Linked DNA regions of Mus musculus: all the other regions are linked to region 1. The links are chromatin loops, found by intact Hi-C in ENCODE. Cell type or tissue: left cerebral cortex. All regions are shown on one strand. Each heading gives the region's core, and the rest is flanking DNA. Links, peaks and the distances in the headings are about the cores only. Region 1 overlaps Dab2ip (disabled 2 interacting protein). Region 2 overlaps Dab2ip (disabled 2 interacting protein). Region 3 has its middle 84 kb from the start of 9030204H09Rik.

Region 1 (5,325 bases), core at 9-5,008:
GCTCCTGTCAGTCCCCCCGACGGGGCGGGGTGTGAGGAATCCTCCTGGAGGTTGGGGGGTGTGGCCTGGTTGCAGAGGAAGGTGAGGTGAGGGGCTGTTGGTGGCGCAAGCCACTCAACCCGCCCCCACCCCCCAGCCTTGCCGCCCTTCCCTCTCAGCGCCGGGGGCGGAGGGGGGGGCTCGGGCATCCTCGGCCACGGTCGGAGGCACTCGGCTCTGTCGCCATGGCAACGGCGGCTTAGGGGCGGGGGCGACGTGGCGGGCTGGGCCGGCCGGCGGGCGGCGCGGGGTGGGCTGGGCCGCGCTGCGCGGGCCGGGCCGTCGGCGCTCGGTCGGCGGGCGGGCGGCGGCGCGGGCCGCGAGCTGCTGGGGCCGAGCCCGGCCCGCCGTGGGCCGCGAGGGTGCGGGTCCCGGCCCGCCGCCGCCGCGCTAACCCCGCCTCCCCTTCCCCCTCTTGTCGCCCCGCGCGCAGGGCTTCCTCAGCCGCCGCCTCAAGGGCTCCATCAAGCGCACCAAGAGCCAGCCCAAACTGGACCGCAACCACAGCTTCCGCCACATCCTGCCGGGGTTCCGGAGCGCAGCCGCCGCCGCCGCGGACAATGAGAGGTGAGCCCGTCGCCGCCCCGGCTGCGCCCCGAGGGCGCGGGGACAAAGCCGGAGCCGGGCAGGGCACTCTCCCGCGGGAGTGACGCCTCGCCAGCCTCCGGGAACTCCGGGAACGGGGCCCCCGTCGTGCTGGGGGACCGGGACTGTACCCTTCGTTGCTTTCACCGGCGCACCTAGGAGGGTGCTGGAGGTCCGGGGTGAGGCCGGGCAGCAAGTGCCCTCTCGGGCATGTGGGGTCCTGCCTCGCCTGGCCGAGGTGGGCATTGTTTTCTGAGCAGTGCTGTGCCTAGAGGTAGGGACGGAAGTGGTGCCTCCACCCTCAGGACCCATCCCCGGCCTACCGAGTCCCTCGCTGTCCGATACAAAAGGCATTTTCGGCTGGTTTTTGCCCAGACCCGGCAGCGCTCGTGGCGCGGAAAAGGGTGAACATCTGGAGGGGAGGAGCAGGGGGCTGGGCCGCTTAGGGGGCACATCTGCGCTAAGTAGGGCACGTGCTCCGCTGGGGGCTGGGGCGAGCCGAGCAGGCAGTGGCCAGGCGCTCGGTTAATGGGTATAACCTAAGACCCGGGAAAATGGGCCTTCCCCCTACAGTCTGGGCAGCTGCTCCCCTTCTTTACCTCCCGCTCCCAGGGGTGTCTTCTGTTCCCTGCTTCCTTCTGGGCAAGCTGAGAGCAGGTGTGGAAATTCCAGGGGGAGGTGGCTTGTGGGGCGAAGGGGAGGGGAGGAGGTTGTTGAGCCTGCTTTGGAGTCACTGGCAACGTGCAGGCTTCAGCTCGCAAGGGCAAGCCATCCTGTCCGTGCGGGGGCACTGGGCGGGCACAGCCTCTGGGGGCCCTGGTTCGCATCCTTGAGTCGTGTCAGCCACAGGCACCTTTCCACTTAGGCACAAGCAGTGATGGATTCCTGTGCCAGTTAGAACGTGTCGTGGAGGTGAAGGAACCAGTAGGCTCCAAGGAGCCTTTTCAGCATTCAGCCCCAACATCTTAGGCTCCTGGCATCTGCCTTCCCGGGTCTGTGTCCGTTTTACCATTGGCGAGTTGGCACTTCTTGTGTGGGAGGCACAGGTTGAATGATAATGTCTTTCCTTTCCTCCTTGGTTCCAGCAAGCAAGGAGTCCAAGTTATCCTAACTCCTGCCCAAGGTGGTGTGACGTTTAACTGACACCTAACATCTACCCCAGGGCACCCCTCCCACATCCCAATTAGAACCACTAGACCTTCCATCAGCCTAGAGCTGTTCTTCAGTGCATCCCCACCACTGTCTGCACCTGGCTTCCCGCCCCGGCTGCCAAGCCCAGCCTAAGGCAGGACCCCCCACCCCCAACCTTTCACTGATGGCTATGGTGCCCCAGGGGACCAGGCGTTCCCTGGCAGGAAGATGCATCCAGGCCAGAGCTCGGTGCTGGGTGCAGCCACTGCGTCTTTGAAAATCTCCATCTCCATTCCCATCTTTGTTATTATTGTCTGTCTGGGCGGCAGGCCACCCGGTTTGCTGCCTTCCTCTCCGGCCCCCACCTCCGGCTGTCTCCCCCAAAGAACATGCCCTTCTCTGCGCTTTCCCTGGCAGGGGTCCGGACCCTCTGTTCTCGCATGCGGGGGCTTGTGTACGTACCCCATTTTGTGTGCATGTGGCGGTTGTCCGGGAGCAGGAGAGAAAGCAGGCAGCCCAGGTCTCTGAGTGTGTCTGCCCTCTTGAGAGCAAGCGGCATGCATGTCGTGTTTACCTTCCACCGCTGGGAAGCCCGCACCAAAAAGCCAGCAGTTGCTTGGCTAGCAACCCTAGTCAGAGTCGGGGCTTCGCTAGGGTGACCTCAGAAACATCCCGTGGCCCCTGGTCTCAGGTTAGCTGTGTTACATGGAGGGGGAGGGGGAGTCGGGTTTCAGAGAAACTACAAATCCATTTCTGGAAATGTGAACGGCTGCAAGAAGAGCTGAATGTCATTGGCAGTGGTGTGGAATTGTCTTTTTAAATTTTTCTGTAAACAATCTGTCCTAGTGGCCTCTCTGGCACCAGAAGGGAGCTCAGATTTCCCTCGAACAGTCAGGCAGACTGGGTGTGAATCCCTCTACCCAGTCTAGAAGCTGAAATGGGCTTTGCCAGGACTGGGGTCTTGTTTTGTTGCTTTGTTCAGGAATTGATCTGCTGGTTGCTGTTGGGTGAGTGGGCAGATGTTTCTCTGGGGCAGTCCTGGAGTCATCATTCTTGGGAGTTGAGTGACATCAACTGTGGTGGATCCACCCCCACCCTCTAATTTCATGATCAAACCTGGGTGAGTGGACAGTGCCTCTTCATTCTTGTGGGTGTTGTGCTGCCCAAGTGCAGTAGAAGGAACAGAGCAAGGAGAGGTTGAGCCTCCTCTCCAGGCTCTCCCTCTGACTGCCATGCCTCCCCTGGGATAAATACAGAGACACCAAGCAGAGAGTGGATGGAGGGCAAGGATGGAGAGGGGTCAGAGGCTTCCAGGTTGCATGTATGAGCCCTGATCCCAGTGACCCTCCCATGGGATGAACAATTTAGGACTATCTGGTTATTCCTGTGAGTGTAACTGGGTGAATCTGTCTGGTTTGTATGACTGCTAAGGAGGTGTTGTTGCATGTTAGTCTGTGCACTCTGTGACTGCTATGTTGGACAGGTCGTTTTTTGTTCTGGAATCCTCCACCCAGATGTGTAGATCAAACCCTCCCTGGTTTACAGGTTGGAAACCAGGTGGTTCTATGCCGGAATCTCTGGGAATCCTGGGAAGGAAGTCTGCCCTAGGTGTGGGCTGCTACTGTTTGGTGGTGAGGCTTGGGTCATGCCATCAGGGACTTGAGGGCTCAGGGCTACAGGACAGGTTTGAGCCTTTCTACTTGTTCTACTGAAAATGGCTCCAGGGGAGGGTCCTAACCGGTCTCCATGACCCCTGGGCCTCTCAGACACCCGTTTCTCCTTTGGAGGCTTAGGCAGTGAGCACCAGCGACAGGACAGGTAATCATTTCTCCTGGTAGCAGAAATGAGTGCTGGCCAGAGCGCTTTCCAGGTGAGCAGGGTGCTGGCAGAGCGCTTCCTCTTGCTTGCTGGAGGTGTTGCTGCTTCATTTACAGGTTGGTTTTAATGTTGGTAAGAGCAATAAAAGATACCATGGCTCTGCCTTCCCAGAATCAAGTCGCTTGCTCATTTATTTATGCTTCTGAGCTAGGAGGTCAGCTGACATCCTTATCCCCCTTTTCTCCTGACACCATTTCTAGGTGACTCTGGCCCCCTACTCAATTCAGTAAGTGTGCCCCCACCCCACCCCCATTTTCTGTCTGTACTCCAGAAATGGCAGAACCCTCTTCACTTTTGCCAGTTGGCCTAGTGCAGCACATAGCTTGGAAGGGTGGGTGGTCAGGAGCAGCTAGGCAAGGCTGGTGTGTGTGCAGTTAGAGCTGCCCTGTCCGTTCCAGGGAATTTGCAGAACTCAATTTCCACATCTGAAAGTTACTCAGGGAGGGATTCCAGGTGTGTAGAACCAGGGAGGGGCGGTAATTGGAAGTTGGGAGTGGGGGTGGTTACAGGGACCTCCCTGGCCCTGAGTAGGCAGATATAAATTCTGTTTCCAGGGGTGAGGGCATCCGTGGAGGAAGAAACAGGAAGCAGGGTGAAGAACAGGTGGAAGACAGAGCCTGTGCTGATTGATGCTGGGCCTTTGCAGTCTCAGGGCTGATTCCTGTCCTGCTAAGCACAGGGATGGGAGGTCAGGTCCTTGTCTGCATTCCTTTTGAACTGGTCAGTGAAGAATAGGGTCTGCGAGATGCAGTTTAGACAGCTACTAGGTATAATGGGCATATGTGTGTGAGCTTTGGCTTCCAAGCCATCCCTGGAACAAGTCACCCAGGCTTTGGGAGCCTTATTTTATACATCTGCAAAGTGAGCACAATGAAAATTATGATGGAGATACTGGTATCATACATTCAATATTTAATCACACACACACACTCCTGTCTCATTTCATGAAGTTTCCTTAGCATTTAATACTAGGTCTCACACATTTCATAAATGTTTCTAAAATTTGATGAAGTTAAAACATAATGTGTGAAAGAAGTTAGCCTAACTGTAGTATTTCAGCAAGTGTCGACAGGAGGAAGCCATTTTGCTTGGTAGGCAGGAGGAAGCCATTTTGCTTGGTAGGCCTCAGTTTTCTCATCTGTAGACTGGACTAACAGTCACTCACGTGGTATCATTCCAGAATTCTAGAGAGCTTGTAGATGCTGCTGCTCCTGGTAGAAGGAGCTGAGTGGTAATGGAGAAGAGGGATGCTGACCTTGAACAAAGCAAAGCCAGAGGCCTAGGAAAGGGGCCTTTTTCCCAGCCTTGCCTGGGAGGGAAGATCTTCCCTATGTGGTTTACCAACCTATTCTAAATGCCTGTTGTTCCAGCTCCTTCTGAGCCATCAGCCTTTAGGTTTACTTTTTCTTTATGAATTTAAAGCCTTGTGCATTACCCATCCGCATCCCTCTCATCTTCTCTAGGCATAATGTTTTAAGAGTTACTAAGCCAAAGAATATGGAGTTTGAAGTTTTTGACACACACACACACACACACACACACACACACACACACACACACCATATCAAAATCCTCTAATGGCTTATTTCCTGCCAGTGAGCTTTGAGAGTGACCACCTGTTGGCGTTTCTTCATACCCTCTAAGAGATGAGTTGTCTGTCATTAAAATGGACTCTCTTTTTGGAGAGGCAGG
Region 2 (5,325 bases), core at 190-5,189, 51 kb after region 1:
AGAATGAAGGGGTAGGAAGTAACTGATGTCTCTGGGTTATTGCCTCAGGAACAATCTAGAACTAGCAGGGCATTCTTGAACCAGATAGAACTCATGCTGAAGACTATTTGTTTGTGAGACACTGCCCTCCCAATGTAGCTGCACTCCGAGGGCCCCAGACCTGAGTCCTGACACCTCTTGCTCGCTCTTAGGTCCTGCTTGTCTAAGCTGTGTGCTTTTCCAGTTCCCATCCTAGGACTCCCCTCTCAGTGAACTTTCTGTGATCTTGGATGCAGAACGTGACCCCAGATGGTTGTGGGGCCTTGGGCAGGTTGTCTATCTGCTCTGTGCCTTGCTTTCTCTCTTCTGCTGCCCACCTCTTAGGATTCATGTCTTACCCCAGTGCTGAGGTCCAGAGCTGTTACAGAACTTCAGGAAGATGGTGGCTTTGGATAGAAGTCATGGTGCTGCTTCAGCAGGGATGGGTCCTTACCTCTGATTGTATTTCCAAGATGTGCGTGGGGTGGGGGTGGGGGTTGTCAACCATAGCTTCCTCTTGGACCCACCTATCTCTCAGCCCTTCCTTTTGTTGGTCATCTGGCCTCCTGGATTAAGGTCTTAATTCTGTATTTCAAAAGATCTTCAAAAGTTGGGCACATTGAAATGAGTTTTGAGAACTCCAGAAACCCTGGCCCATGCTAGATTGCTGGGCATCGTCTCCTGCCCTGTAGACTTTGGGCTTGAGAGGAAGGGAGCTCTCATCCTGTCAGATACCACAGCCAGAGGCAAGGTACAGCTCAGCTCCTCTGCCAGTGTCTTCCCATGGTCAGCTGGGCTGTCCAGCAGCCAAGGACAGTGATGGTTCTGCCAGCTCAGCTCAGTTCAGTTCCACTCTGCTCCCTTTCTGCCTCCCTAGGACTTTCTAACAGACCTGATGATGTCAGAGGTGGACCGCTGTGGGGACAATGAGCACCTCATCTTCCGGGAGAACACACTGGCCACCAAGGCCATCGAGGAATACCTCAAACTTGTGGGCCAGAAGTACCTGCAGGACGCACTAGGTAGTGGGGACATTACAGGGCCAGCAGGTGGCAAGGGCTGGGCGGTGCTCATCAGACCCTCACTGCTTTCTCCATGCTCACCCGCCCGCCCACAGGTGAGTTCATCAAAGCTCTGTATGAGTCAGATGAAAATTGTGAAGTGGACCCAAGCAAGTGCTCATCCGCTGACCTCCCTGAGCACCAGGGCAACCTCAAGATGTGCTGTGAGCTGGCCTTCTGCAAGATCATCAACTCCTACTGGTTAGTGCCACCTGTTGGGAGCTGTGTGCTCCTTTTTTGGCCTAATCCCTCCCTTCCATTCATCTTGACTATCTTTTTTTGTCTGAATGCCCCCACTCCTGCCCTGGGTGCCAGCATCTGATTCCACTGGGTTGTTGGACGGCCAGGTTCCTGTCACGCCCCTTTTTGAGTTCTTAAATATAGGAAAGCACTCAAGAATACCTGTAAGGTGTGTGTGTGTGTGTGTGTGTGTGTGTGTGTGTGTGTGTGTGAGAGAGAGAGAGAGAGAGAGAGAGAGAGAGAGAGAGAGAGAGAGTGTAAAACCTGGAAATGGCTGTTTCTCTACCTACAACTGGTGAGCACCCTGCACACGCAGAGGCGAATGTCAGTGCGCCGGTGCAACATGGAGCTAGAGCCCTGGTGTCCTGGCACTGCTCCAGTGGCTCCTCATCTGCCTGTCCCTGACGATTATTACCCTTGTATCAACTGAGGGAGCACTAGCTAGTCCTCTGACTGAAACAGAGCAGAGAAGAAAGGGGTAGTATTACAGTAGAAATGAGTTACTTGTTTGGGGCTACAAATGGGGCTGGAATTCGTTCCTGGGAAGCTTCTCTTAAGGCCGGTTTCCTAGGCACCTGCTGCATTTATGACGCCTTGCTGGCCTGGTGCTAACCCTGGTTGTGCTTAGCACACATGGGACTGACCTTGTAGGCCTTGCTGCCAGCCACAGTGCTGAGTTTGTATCCACATGAGAGAAGCTACTTAGGTGCCTGTACCATCATCTCAGCTCAGAGCTATGCTCGTCCTGCCCAAGCCACTCCAAAGCCATATCTCCACATTTGTCTGGTTCTTTCTCCCGTGTCGTCTCCTTTGATCTTACATAGTCTGGCCCTACATGTAACCTAATCGTCCATACCCTTGCAGTCAGAAGCACTAGCTCAGAGGTGCCACAGGAAGTGCTTGCCTTTCCCAACAGATAGGCAAAGGCAGGCCTCCTGGGTAAACCGTGACCTTAGGAAGGGGTCAGTGTGGCCAGTGCTTGTGGTAGTGCCCACTTGTCCTGGTCCCTCAGCTTGTTTTGCATGCGATGCTTCTCTGGGGTAAGGGGACAATTGTAGAGCCTTGAGCACCCTCGGAACACACTGTCATCTCCCCACTAAGCTGCATTCTCAACCTTTGCTCTCCATTCCATTGGAAGACCTTCTGTGATAGGAGTCTCTTCTTTCTGTCATCTAGAAGAGACTTCTCTTCTGGACAAGACCATCAGTAGACATCACCTGGCAGTAGACTGCCTACCCCCATTTCACTAGGCAGCCTTGCTGACTCTGCCTCATTTATTGCCCCACGTCCTGTCTGCTGGGCTCAGGACAGAGTCGGTAGTAGACTAGGTCCAAGGAGCACTGGGGTCTGGTATGCCCTGGGGTGAAAAGGTAGGAAACTCACCTAAAGTGGGTATTCAATGGAGCCAAGAACTCTGTGCTAGTGCCTTCTTAACTGTCACCCCAGGAAAGTTTGTTTCTCTCCCCAGCTAGTTCATGACAGACTGTGTTCTCGCTAGCTGGGGAGACTCCCTGTCCAGTCATCATGAGCTCTGTGGGAAACCCAGATTCCTATGACATCATTCAGGCAGAGGGATGAGTCTTGATAGCCAGAAATAGGAGCCCAAGGAACAGCGATCTGCCTGCCCTGTGGCTTTCTTCATGCCTCTAGACCCAGAAGCCTATTGTTGGAGCAGAAAGAGGTGCTCCCCTTGGGAGGACGAGCGCGATTGTAGTGGCATTCTTGCTATTTATATTGGCATGGAGCCAGTTCCACCCGCCTCCACGCTCAGCACACTTGGACCCTTCACTGAGAGTCTACCCTGTCTGCTGAGCAGCCTCTCTGCCCACCCTGGCTGGCTGTTTCCTTAAATGTCTGAGATTTCGTGGCTGCAGAGCCCTGAGCTCATTCCACCATCAACATAGAGCTGTGGTTGGAACTCAGGGTTCCATGTGACTCAAACAGATCTGACCCCCAGGCCCATCTTTGTTCCTATGCAGCGTCTTCCCACGGGAGCTTAAGGAGGTGTTCGCCTCATGGCGGCAGGAGTGTAGCAGCCGAGGCCGGCCAGATATCAGTGAACGGCTCATCAGCGCCTCCCTCTTCCTTCGCTTCCTGTGCCCTGCCATCATGTCACCCTCGCTCTTCAACCTGCTTCAGGAGTATCCTGACGACCGCACGGCTCGCACCCTCACGCTCATTGCCAAAGTCACCCAGAACCTGGCCAACTTTGCCAAGTGAGTGTTGTGTCCCATGGGATTGAAGTACACAGGGACAGAAACTTGGTGCATGTGTGACCTTGGCCTGGACTAGTGAAGTAGGCCTTGGTTTTGTTTCTGTCCCCCTTAGTCTCTCCCCCGCCACTTACCTCAGAATAAACCCTCCCCCACAGCCACCCTCCCAGTGGTGCAGTGCCGTTTGGTATGCTTCTTTGGGTTTCAGAGGTGGGAAGAGAAGATATTTTTTCCTTCTGCTTTTTTGAATTAACATATTATCATAATATGCCATAAGGATTCTCGTATGTCTTTTAGCACCAAGCTCCACTTTGCAATGAATGGCTGATTTCCTGAGTAGCTGGGCACTTGGGTTAATGCTGCCAAAATGATTGCCTGTAAAGCACTTCTGGTGGTTTTGTAGAAGTTTTGTTTGTTTGTTTGTTTGTTTGTTTAAGATTTAATCATTTTATGTGTGAGTTTTTGCCTGCATGTCTGTCTGTATAACACATGAGTGCTTGGTGCCCACAGAGGTCAGAAGAGGGCATCAGACGCACAGAAAGTACATTAGGGATGGCTGTGAAGTACCATGTGGATGCTGGAAATTGAATCTGGGTCTTCTGCAAGAGCAGCAAGTGCTCTCAACCACTGAGCCATCTCTCTGAACCCCTTGGCTGCCATTATAGACAGAGTAGATTAAAGTGGCAGGGCTGGGTAGTCTTATAATTAATTCATAGTTGGATTGAGCCCTTGCCCAGGTCTGTCTGAGCTGGGCCCTGACTGTAGACATGATCAGGCATGAGGCAAGTCCAGTAGAGAAAAGGGTGGGACCAAGACGAATGACAGAGTCTCAGGGGAGCAAAGGCTTGTGGGGAGAAAAAACAGGAAGGCCAATCATCTAGCTCAGATAAGGAACAGAGGCTGGCATGATGGCAAGGGCCTGGTACCAAAGGAGTCTAGGAGAGATGAGAAGTAACCCATGGGGGCCACAGGAACCTGAAGGCCACATGGTGCAGAGATGGACCACACAACATGGCCCTTACCTCTTCTGGATCCTGAAAAGGATCTCCACTGAACATGGTATGGCTGATAAGAGAGACTGAGGGAGGCTATAGCCAGGTTTCAGTTAAAAATGATAGGCATGGGGGAGGGGAGGCAGTGGCCTAGGGACAGATAGTAGGTGACTAGAAGATCAGGTCAGCAGGCCGAAGGGGAGCTGACAGCACTGCCAGACCTCTGACTTGTCCAGTGGATGATGGTCTCTTCCCTGAGAAAGGGGAATCCGGAGGAGGGCACTGGTCTTGGGGGTGTTCCTGATGACTAAAACCCTGAGCCAAGTGTGGATCTGAAATTGACCTCTGTGCTTGGCTTGCAAATCTGGAGGAGAAGAGGCAGGAGCCCATAATGGGCAGTGTTAGAGGAAACACGGAAAACTCTAGTGACTTCCGTTCTGAAGAGGGTAGAGTGGTCTTGGCCTTGAGAAGAAGGCCCTAGTGACTCCGAACCTTGCTTGGCAGCAGCCATGGTGAGGAAGGAGATGAGATCTGACTCAGGTAAGGGCCTCACCTTGGCCACCCTTTTCTGTCCAGGTTTGGCAGCAAGGAAGAATACATGTCCTTCATGAACCAGTTCCTGGAGCACGAGTGGACCAACATGCAGCGCTTCCTGTTGGAGATCTCCAACCCCGAGACCCTTTCCAACACAGCAGGCTTCGAGGGCTACATAGACCTGGGCCGGGAGCTCTCTAGCCTGCACTCCCTGCTCTGGGAAGCTGTCAGCCAGCTTGATCAGGTGCCTGTTGCCTGGGTTAGATG
Region 3 (5,325 bases), core at 120-5,119, 72 kb after region 1:
TTAAAGAACAGCCAATGAATCCCACCACAGGCCAACGTGCCCCACCGTCAGTGGCAGTTTGCTCCGGGGAGAGGGAAGGGAAACGTCAGTGTTCTGCTTTCTCTTCTTCCTTTGTGCTGTTTGAATATTTTACAGCCAGTTTTATTTCTCGTTTGGATACGGAGGAGCCATTTAAAAATAAATAAAACATACCCAATATAATGAAACGCTGTGCAGCCATTAAATTTGTAGAAGAATAATAAATGACATTGAAAGATGTAAATAATGTATTAAGTGTAAACGCTGATAACGGAATTATATGTCCAGGAGGATTCTGGTTTAGCGTTTTAGACCATGTTCACAATAACACCTGGGTTGGGAAATGGTAATTGGTAGGTTAGAGCTTGAGTTTGGACATGCATGAGAGTGGGCTTTGAGCCTTAATGGCTATTGATTGGCAACATGGTCTTAGCATCATGGAAAAGCGCTCCATTCTTAGTTTCCTTGCTGTAAAATGAAGAAGGTAGTGCCTGTACTGCAGGGACGTCTTCAGGGAGGACTGCATTTGAGGAACAAACAAGTGGTCTTTATAGGACTATAGGAGGATCGAGGAGCATTTCCAAGGACGGGAGAGACAGACGGCTCCATGGTTAACTGTGCATCCTGCCCTTGCAGGGGACCTCGATTTGGTTCCTAGCACCCACATCGAGCAGCTCGCAAACACTTTTAAGCACATGGCTTAAAATAAGATCTTTAAGAAGAATAATTTCACAATAAAACCTAAAGTCACACTTGGGATCATCAAAGAGAGAAATGCCAAGATGTGGATCAGATGCTGACCTAGGGATGCTGAGTGTGGTCCTCTTGGCTTACGTATGCGCTCTACATTTTTTTCCCTCAACATGTTTTTGTGTTTATGATGAAAATCCAATTAAAAAATACCTGGAGCTCAGTGGTAGAGGGCTTGCCTTGCACTGAAAAAAGTCAGTACAATCTCTAAAAGCGAAGCATTAGACCCCCCCCCCCATCACTTCCTTAATGGGGAAGGAAGTAAGAGGTGGTGAAGAAACGGCAGAAAAGAAGCTCATTGTACTTCCCGAGGGACACGGGCAAGAAAACAAAACAAAATGGGATTTTCTTAAAATTTCCCATCCCCCAAATGGTCTTTGCTTAGGGAAGTGGCAGAATACAAAATAAAGATACAAGACAGATGCTGCTTTCCCCAGCAGCTGGCAGGAGGGAAGGCGTGGTTGGTGTCGGCGGGAGAGAGGTGGGCATACAGGGCTTCTCAAACCTGACCAACCCAGTGAGCATCACACTGTCTGGATTGAGTAGTTACCAGACCTGTGACCAAGGTGGGTTGTCTGCTGGTCTGCGGCACACCGAAATCCTGAGCTATGGCTATATTACACTGTCTGCTGAATTCATAGGAAGATGGTCATGTCTTCCACATCCATGTTTAGAATTGACTGCTATCTTTGTGACTCCTGGTTGTCATTTATTTCTGAGTGTCTTGAAATAAGAAGACAAACAGCCCTTCAAAGGTCCAGCTACTCAAATCACCTGATTCTCTGGGGACCAAGGTCTGCCCTTCTGCCTGTCCTTCCCACCAGCCAAAAGGTTGGCACCGAGGCCCTGAGGGCTAGAGAGGGGCCCTGCAGTTATAGGGGGAGCCCACACATTGCTGATGTGTGAAGATTGGCTTTGCCCACAGAGAGACCCATGAGGTCAGGGGACTCCACACTCTTCGAGTCTGGAGGGAGAAGGCCTCAGTCTCAGAAAGGTCTCTTACAAAATGTTTACAGCTTTTACCCTTTCATGACAGAAAGTAGCAATTGTGTGAAAGCAGACTTTTTTTTTTTTGACAACCAAGACTTACACACAAATATAAGATGAACATATGTTTAGTGTTTTTTTTTAATTCACTAATTAATGAAGAATCCAGTCAGTTGTCACAGCCAATTCAGAGGAGAATTCAAAGAGCTGTGCGTACAGACAATTGGTAATTTCAATAAAACAAATCTTACAAATAGATGCAAAGTCAGTCTGTCTCCAGGGCACTCCAGCAGACACCATTTATTCTGCAGGACAAAGATCACAGAGTGTTATCGTTTCAGAACTTACACCAAAGGAATTCAAGGCCAAGGAAAAGCAGGATACAGATTCCGGAGACTTGTAACTCACCTTGCCGATGTTGAAATCTCATGTATTTTCCTAAAACCAGCTTTAAAAATAAAAAAACAAAAACAAAATAGAAGTTGGGGGCTGGAGGGCTTAAAAGCACACACTGCTCTGGCAAAGGACTTAAGTTCAATTTAAGCACATATACCAGGAGGCTCACAACCACCTGTAAACTCCAGCTCCAGGGACTCTGCTGCCCTCTTCTGGCCCCCATGAGTACTGCTCTCATGTGCGCATACTTGCACACAGATACTTACTTCTACACATAATTTAAAACTTTTAAAACAATCAAATACTAAGCAGGATGAAGTCATGTTGAAAGGGGTCCACTGCCTACAAAGCCCTCTCAGTATAGACAAATCTATTGTTTACAGCCATCAAGATAGCTTTGCTCTTGCCCATACAACCTAATTTCCATTTTATTATTTCAAGACAAAGTCTCACTATGCATGCAGCTAAGGCTGACCTCAAACTTGAGATCCCCCAACTCCTTTTTCCCAAGTTCTTGAATTTCAGATGTGCGCTGCTGTGCATAGCCCAGACTAGTATTGTAAAGGCAAAATTAGAACCATGATATGTACTAATCAATTTTAAAAAGATCCTTAATGTTTATTTTTAAAAACAAAATATGAGTGTGGGTGAGTGCCTGCATGTATATATGTGTACCACATACATGCTTAGTGCCCACAGAGGTCAGAGGAGGGTGTGGGTCCCTGGGAACAGGAGTTACACATGGTTTTGAGCTGTCATGTAATGCTGGGAATCAAACCAAGGTTCTCTGAAAGAACAGCCAGTCTCTTAACTACTGAGCCATCTCTCTAGCAATAGTTTTGGGTTTGGTTTTAAATTTAAATTACGCATATATTTATGTGTCTCTGTGTATGTGTGTGTCTATGTGTATATATATATATGTATGTGTGTCTATAGTTATGTGTATGTATATGTGTGTGTCTATGTTTTTGTGTGTATGTATATATGTATGTATGTATGTATGTATGTATACCTATGTGTTTTGTACATGTGCACAAAGATGCACTTGGAGTTCAGGAAATGGCACAGAAGCCCTGGGGCTGGAGTTACAAGCAGCTGTGACCTACCTGATAATGGGTGCTGTGGGTCAGTCCCTGCCCTTAACCACTGAGCATTTGCTCCAGGTCCTCCACCACCTCCCCTCCACCCCCTCGCTACACCCTCCCACCCCTCCCCTCCCACCCACCCCCACCCCCATTTATATGCTCATTGGTTTGTTTTGCAAAGCATGTTTGGGCATGCCTGCAATCCCAGTACTCGGGAGGTAGAGACAGACAAGAAGGATCCCTGCACATTTGAAGCTAGCCTAGTGGTCTACAGAGCATACACAACAAACCCCTGCATGTCAGCCAGGTTCACATGACCAAACCCTAGCTCAAACCAAACCAAACCAAACCAAACCAAACCAAACCAAACAAAACCAAACAAAACCAAACCAAACAAAACCAAACCAAACAAAACAAAAACCAGAGCAACAAAACCATCACCACCAACAACAAAAATCCTAATTGAAATGATGCCCAGGCTAGTACCACATTCAAGATGCCCCTGCCTGGAGTCCTCCTGAGTAGCCGATGTTGATTAGATGCGCTCTTGGTATTGCACTAACAGGTTTGCTCTTTCCACGTGTCAGTAGACTGTGGACACAGTTCTCTACAAATATCACCTTTCACTGTTACTTTATTATTATTTTTAATGATTAGACTTGCAGATGGTTTAAACTTTCACACCTTGAATTCTGAATGATTTTGTGTTTCTTTGGACATTCGCTTTGGTAATAATTTCACACTTACAGATTAGCTGTTGAAATCAACAACAAGGAACACTGTGTGGCTTTTTTCCCCAAAATGCCATGAACGTTTAACCCTGTCTGTTTTATCATTATTCTCTCTCTCTCTCTCTCTCTCTCTCTCTCTCTCTCTCTCTCTCTCTCTCACACACACACACACACACACACACACACACACACATACACACACACACACACACACACACACACACACACACACACACACTCCTCCTGAATTCCTTGAAGGCTAGTTACATACCACGGCTCCTTCCCCTGATCCTTCCCTGCTTCCGGCGCTCCCAGTTAAACCTTGGTGCTGTTTCCAGCTCTCAGCTTGGTTTTTAGTTTCCTCGGTTGACCCTGTTATGTCCTTCTATATTCTTTCCCCCCAACACCCAAGTCTAAGGTCAGGGATTGCATTCAGTTGCCATGTCTCTTTAACCTTGTCTAATCTGGAACTTTCCATAGCCTTTTCTGGTCTTTTCTGTGATGACAGGAGAAATACGATCAGTCACACTCCTGGCTCCTTGTTAAAGCAACATCAGTAACAAATGGAGACAAAGCTGGGTGTATCTGGTGTGTCTTTAGGACCAGTTTCTGGCTGTCTTGCACAGGGCATATTGAGTCTTTGGAGAGACACACATTTGGAGGCGCGCTGCCCGTGGCCTGGCTGTCTTTCCTGGTTGGTGAGGCTCCTTGTCAGTGTTTCACCTTTTCTTTCTCCACTCATGGAGGTGCTGGTTTTAGTTGTAGTTTTGCCCTCTTTGTAACTTAGCAGCCTGAGAGGCAGCACACAGAGGCCATAAAAGCAGGGCTTCTGTCAGAGTGTCCTGTGGGTTCGGCAGCTGGAGCATTTCTTAGCTGACTGGGTCGTGCAGTGATGGCTGTGCAGAGATGGCTGGGAAGGGTGCCTTTCCAGTGCTGAGTTTCACTTAACACTGGGCCCTCAACAAGGTCCTCCCCACCGTCCCCATGGGACTGATGCTTCCTGTTGTTGGAGATAGAGTTCATTCCTCAGGGTTACCCCACAGTTGCAGGTGTGGTCCCTGGGGGCCTCTTCAAGCAGTATCCTAGCCTACTGATGTACCCCAGCGTTGTTTCTGAATGTGTCTTCACTGTCTGACCTGACATCCAGGCTCCTCCCTTGCTCCATCCCTGCTCCATCCTGGCAACCTTGGGAAATGGCATTAACTGGCCAAGATCAGGAACATTCTACGTCCTTACAGAGACACTTGGTAGAAATTGCAAGTTGGCTCCTCTGTCTACAGTTGTATCTGAATTTTCACACACACACACACACACACACACAGAGAGAGAGAGAGAGAGAGAGAGAGAGAGAGAGAGAG

Evidence for each region. Peaks named below come from ENCODE experiments on the same cell type or tissue, not always from the same donor. Only the 100,000 strongest peaks of a DNase experiment are listed, where the experiment ranks them.
Region 2: a loop joins it to region 1, with 2.2 times the contacts of the local background. A loop is called at or near these places in 17 of 42 quality-filtered maps.
Region 3: it touches region 1 in a loop (2.7-fold over the local background); 18 of 42 quality-filtered maps call a loop at or near these places.

Annotation. Positions count from the first base shown.
Region 1 is chr2:35,661,020-35,666,344 of GRCm38, forward strand. Dab2ip (disabled 2 interacting protein) reads left to right here. Exons shown (of 16, transcript NM_001114124.2): 3 at 473-606. Among named protein-coding and RNA genes, the nearest start is that of Dab2ip, 42 kb to the left of the region's middle. In left cerebral cortex, for the core only: a CTCF peak has its summit at 2,357; DNase peaks (open chromatin) are centred at 174, 533, 1,119, 1,329 and 3 more places; H3K4me3 peaks cover 3,144 bases; H3K27ac peaks cover 2,556 bases.
Region 2 is chr2:35,711,971-35,717,295 of GRCm38, forward strand. It overlaps Dab2ip (disabled 2 interacting protein), which reads left to right. Exons shown (of 16, transcript NM_001114124.2): 7 at 896-1,040; 8 at 1,136-1,280; 9 at 3,299-3,535; 10 at 5,101-5,302. Among named protein-coding and RNA genes, the nearest start is that of Dab2ip, 93 kb to the left of the region's middle. In left cerebral cortex, for the core only: no CTCF peak of the experiment used is centred there; DNase peaks (open chromatin) are centred at 2,917, 3,110, 3,444 and 3,723; H3K27ac peaks cover 1,444 bases.
Region 3 is chr2:35,732,843-35,738,167 of GRCm38, forward strand. No RefSeq gene overlaps it. Among named protein-coding and RNA genes, the nearest start is that of 9030204H09Rik, 84 kb to the right of the region's middle. In left cerebral cortex, for the core only: a CTCF peak has its summit at 2,368 (motif pointing left); no DNase peak of the experiment used is centred there.